Linked DNA regions of Homo sapiens: region 2 is linked to region 1. A link is an interaction called in ENCODE POLR2A ChIA-PET data of the cell type or tissue named here. Cell type or tissue: HepG2. All regions are shown on one strand.

Region 1 (2,500 bases):
GTGAAACCTCGTCTCTACTAAAAATACAAAAAATTAGCCGGGCGTGGCAGTGGGCACCTGTAGTCCCAGCTACTCGGGAGGCTGAGGCAGGAGAATGGCATGAACCCGGGAGGTGGAGCTTGCAGTGAGCCGAGATTGCGTCACTGCCCTCCAGCCTGGGTGACAGAGTGAGACTCCGTCTCAAAAAAAAAAAAAAAAAAAGATGGAGTCTCGCTCTCTCACCCAGTGGCGCAGTCTCAGCTCACTGCAACTGCTGCCTGCCAGGTTCAAGCAATTCTCCTGCCTCAGCCTCCCGAGTAGCTGGGACCACAGGCACCTGCCACCATACCCAGCTAATTGTATTTTCAGTAGAGACAGGGTTTTGCCATGTGGGCCAGGCTAACCTCAAGTCATCCTCCTGCCTCAGCCTCCCAAAGCACTGGGATTGCAGGCGTGAGCCACTGCACCTGGCCTATTTTTAAATATTTTGTAGAGATGGGGTCTCACTGTGTTGCCCAGGGTGGTCTAGAACTCCCAGCCTCAAGCAATCCTCCTGCTTCAGCCTCCCAAAGTGTTGGAATTACAGGTGTGACGCCCGATTTTTTTTTTTTTCTTTTGAGACAGAGTCTCACTCTGTCATCCAGGCTGGAGTGCAGTGGTGCGATCTCAGCTCGCTGCAAACCCTGCCTCCCATGTTGAAGCAATTCTCCTGCCTCAGCCTCCTGAGTAGCTGGGATTACAAGTGTGTGTCACCACACCGGCTAATTTTTGTATTTTTAGTAGAGATAGGGTTTCACCATGTTGGCCAGCTTGGTCTCAAACTCCTGGCCTCAAGTGATTTGCCCGCCTCGACCTCCCAAAGTGCTGGGATTACAGGTGTGAGCCACCGCGCCTGGTCTGTGACCCCTGATTTTTAAATGCTGGCAATAATTCAAAGTTTAAAGCCACTGGGTTCTACCTTGGCCAGGTGACCAATGTCAACACCACCAGTGTGGACGTCACGTGCCCCTGATGTGTTCTCCCCAGAGCCCTGAACCCCAGACTATTCAAGAGCAAACATCATGGAAACTCACGTTGGGGGACATTTTACAAAACTCCTGACGAGTCCTCCTCAAAACCACTAGGTTGGCCGGGTGCGGTGGTTCATGCCTGTAATCCCAGCACTTTGGGAGGCCGAGGCGGGCAGATCACAAGGTCAGGAGATCGAGACCATCCTGGCTAACACGGTGAAACCCCGTCTCTACTAAACAATACAAAAAATTAGCTGGGCGTGGCAGCGGGCGCCTGTAGTCCCAGCTACTCAGGAGGGTGAGCCAGGAGAATGGCCGTGAACCCGGGAGGCGGAGCTTGCAGCGAGCTGAGATAGCACCACTGCACTCCAGCCTGGGTGACAGAGCGAGATTCCATCTCAAAAAAAAAACAAAACAAAACAAAACAAAACAAAAAAAAACCCAGCAGGTCATCAAAACCAATGAGTCTGAGAAGTGTCCCAGCAGAGTGTAAGGAGATGTCGGGAGTCAATGGCATGTGGGTTCCTGGAAAAAACAAGAAAATGGAAATAAAGACCGGGCGCCGTGGCTCACGCCTGTAATCCCAGCACTTTGGGAGGCCGAGGCGGGCGGCTCACCTGAGGTCAGGAATTCGAGACCAGCCTGGCCAACATGGTGAACCCCTGCCTCTATTAAAAATACAAAAATTAGCCGTGCAGGGTGGCAGGCACCTGAAATCCCAGCTACTTGGGAGGCTGAGGCAGGAGGATCATTTGAACCCAGGAGGTGGAGGTTGCAGTGAGCCAAGATCACACCACTGGCACTCCAGCCTGGGTGAAAGAGCGAGACTCCATCTAAAAAAAAAAAAAAAGAAAGAAAGAAAGAAAGAAAAATAAAATGTAAATAAAGTGTGGAGTTGAGTTCGTGATAATGTATGGATACTGGTCTTTTTAGAAAATTTCTTTCTTTCTTTTTTTAGAGAGAGGGCCTTGTACTGCTTTTGTATATTTTAAACATACAATTGTGTATATTTCCAATATATTTCAGAGTTTTCTTAGGATACATTTGTGATAATTTGTTACACAGAATTAGCTAACTAATATAGGCTGTTTCCAAAATTCAAAACTACCCTAAAAGAAATCTGAGGCCAGGGACCGTGGCTCACGCCTGTAATCCCAGCACTTTGGGAGGCCAAGGTGGGCGGATCACCCAAGGTCAGGAGTTTGAGACCAGCCTGGCCAACGTGGTGAAACCCCATCTCCACTAAAAATATAAAAACTAGCCAGGTGTAGTGGCACCTTGCCTATAATCCCAGCTACTCCAGAGGCTGAGGCAAAAGAATTGCCTGAACCTGGGAGCCAGAGGTTGCGGTGAGCCGAGATCACCCCACTGCACTCTAGCCTGAGCAACAGAGTGAGACTCCATCTCAAAAACAAAACAAACAAGAAAAAAGAATCTGAAATATAATGGAAATACACACAATTGTATGTTTGAAATATACAAAAGCAGTACAATCCACTCTTGAAGGGAAT
Region 2 (2,500 bases), 600 kb after region 1:
TACTCCAAAATTCACAGTGAATTTTCCATCTTCAGTGCAGGCCCAGGACAGCCTTTGGCTCTTCACTCTCCTCTACCCTCAGCTCTCCCAGCTCCAACCCTGACCCCATGGGAGAGTTTGTGTCTGGCTCTGTCTCCCGCTCCGCCAGGCTGGTGAAGGGTCCTTCCTGGAGTTCCAAAATTGAACTCAGCCTTGGGGGCCCCAGAACCAGAGAGTCATGGGGCACAGCAGGAATACTGCTGAAGAAACGGAGAGGAAGGGAAGGGTCAGGGAAGGGACGCAGCCATGGGGAGCCAGAGAAGGTGGAGGAGGGAGGGAGTGCACTCGGCAGAGACCTCGGTGGGACAGATGGAGAGAGGGAGCCGGGAGGAGGTGGGCAGAGCCAGATGGACGGGCAGGGGCGACAGGAGGGGTGGGGTGTGGGGAGACCCAGATCCCCGCCTGGCACGCCTCCTCCCGGCTCGGGCGGGCAGCGCGGGCAGGGCCCGCCTGGGCGTCGGGCGCAGGGCGCGCGGCGCGGGGCCCGAGCGTGCAGTGCGGCGGGTGCGCGCCTGTGCGCCCGGGGCGGCCGGGCGGGCGGGCGGCGGCACGTGGATGCCAGCCTGGCGCGCGTCTCCAGGCCGGTGGGTAAGGCGGGCGCCGGGCCGCGGGGTGGGGACGGCCGGGCCGCGGAGCTCGGCTTTAGAGTGGAGGCCTGGAGAGGAGGGGGCTACCCAACTGGCTTCACTGGACCAGACCAGGACCCCCTCTCCCCGGCCGACCCTCTCCCCGAGCTGACCCAGCGGTGGGGGGAAGGGACCTCCCAGTAGGAGGCGGAAGGTCCCAGGCTCTGTGGCGGGTGGGGAGATGGGGAGCAGGTACACCAGCCCCCCAACCCCAGAACAAGGTGGGGGTGGAGGGTTCGGTGATGGGGGCAGCTTCTCTCCCCGCGGCCGCCCCTCCCTCCCTCCCTCGTCCATCTCCAGAAGATTATATTTAAATATCTCTTTTGTGCAAGGCAGGAGCTGGGCTCGCCCCTAAGAGGCGGTTTCCATGGCAACAACAATTGCCAGCTTCCGTGTGGTGAATCAGCGTTGCCATGGCAACCCCATCCTCATCTGCCCAAGGTGCTGGGAGGGGGGAGGAGGTGAGGGCCAACGGAGGTGGGGTGGGAGGGGTGGGGGGAGCAGGAGTCTGGAGCTCCTGCAGGTGCCCCCCCATCTCTCCCCACCTCCCCTGGCACCCCCCCGCTTCCAGCCCAGAAGCTGGTCCCATCTGGTTGAAACCATCTCCCCTCCTGCCTCCAGCCTAGCAGGGTGTGGTACCCAGGTGGAAAGGGCCCCGGTGTGTATGCATGGGTGATGTGGGGTGGGAAAGGGGTCCAGCTGGCTGGGTGGGGGAAGAGCATGGAGGTTTTCCTCTCCTAGGTGATCAGGGTCCCTCTGAGGGTGCGGCTGGGCGGCAGGAAGGTTGGGCTGGGAGGATTGGGGGCACAGGATCAGGGAGGCAGGGGCCTCTTGGTTTCTGGGGCCCCAAAGACTGAGTTCAAATTGAGGAAAGCATATGTGCCCGGGACATACACTCAGGAAGGAGGGTGTCAGAATGGGAGAGGGTCTTAGAGAGGGGAGGGGACCCAGAGATGAGGAAGGGCCTCTGAAGCAGGAGAGGCTCAGCGAGAGGAGGGAAGCTGAGGGGGTGGGAGGTGGAAATCCAGAGGGGTCTCTGAGGAGGGGAGTGCAAAATAAGGGGTTGCTGAGGGTGGAAGAGTGGGCACGGAGCTGGAACGGGTCTTAGAGAAGGTGTCAGATCACGAGGGACAGAGCTCAGTGGGGAGACTTTGGGGGTCCCAAAATGGGGAGGAGGCATTATTTATGGCAGTGGGTGGACAGATCACTGAATCTGGAGTCCAGAAACTCTTCACTCACCATGGCCTTACACAAATAACTTCTCTCTTAGACAAATAACAGAAATCTCAATGTTGACATCTGTAGAAAGGGGTGAAAATTGCACCTCTCTCTGAAGCTTGTTGGGCAGCTATGCTGTGATTAGAAAACCTGGCATTTGGCCGGGTGCAGGGGCTCACGCCTGTAATCCCAGCAATTTGGGAGGCTGAGGTGGGCGGATCACGAACTCAGCAGATCGAGACCATCCTGGCCAACATGGTGAAACCCCATCTCTACTAAAAATACAAAAAAAATTAGCTGGGCGTATTGGTGCGTGCCTGTAGTCCCAGCTGCTTGGGAGGCTGAGGCTGGAGAATTGCTTGAACCCAGGAGGTGGAGGCTGCAGTAAGCCGAGATCACGTCACTGCATTCCAGCCTGGCAACAGAGTGAGAGTCCGTCCCAAGAAAAAAAAAGAAAAAAAGAAAAGAAAAAAAAGAAAACCTGGCACTTTTTCAAGCGTATTCTCTGCTGAAACTCAAAAGTCAGAAGATCAGAAAGAGCACTTTGGAACCCATAGGACTCAGGGGATGTGGGAATCTATTTCAAGTTTGTCTGACTTGGAAAAAGGTCTGAGAGT

What was found. ChIA-PET counts read pairs that join two places held together with the same protein. Peaks named below come from ENCODE experiments on the same cell type or tissue, not always from the same donor. Only the 100,000 strongest peaks of a DNase experiment are listed, where the experiment ranks them.
Region 2: POLR2A ChIA-PET joins it to region 1 with 6 read pairs; 1 of 35 experiments calls an interaction of 5 or more read pairs at or near these places.

Annotation. Positions count from the first base shown.
Region 1 is chr19:2,671,869-2,674,368 of GRCh38, forward strand. All of the region lies in intron 1 of GNG7 (G protein subunit gamma 7), which reads right to left. Among named protein-coding and RNA genes, the nearest start is that of GNG7, 30 kb to the right of the region's middle. In HepG2, no CTCF peak of the experiment used is centred here; no DNase peak of the experiment used is centred here.
Region 2 is chr19:3,270,044-3,272,543 of GRCh38, forward strand. The region is part of intron 2 of CELF5 (CUGBP Elav-like family member 5); the gene reads left to right. Among named protein-coding and RNA genes, the nearest start is that of CELF5, 47 kb to the left of the region's middle. In HepG2, no CTCF peak of the experiment used is centred here; a DNase peak (open chromatin) is centred at 1,058; H3K27me3 peaks cover 706 bases.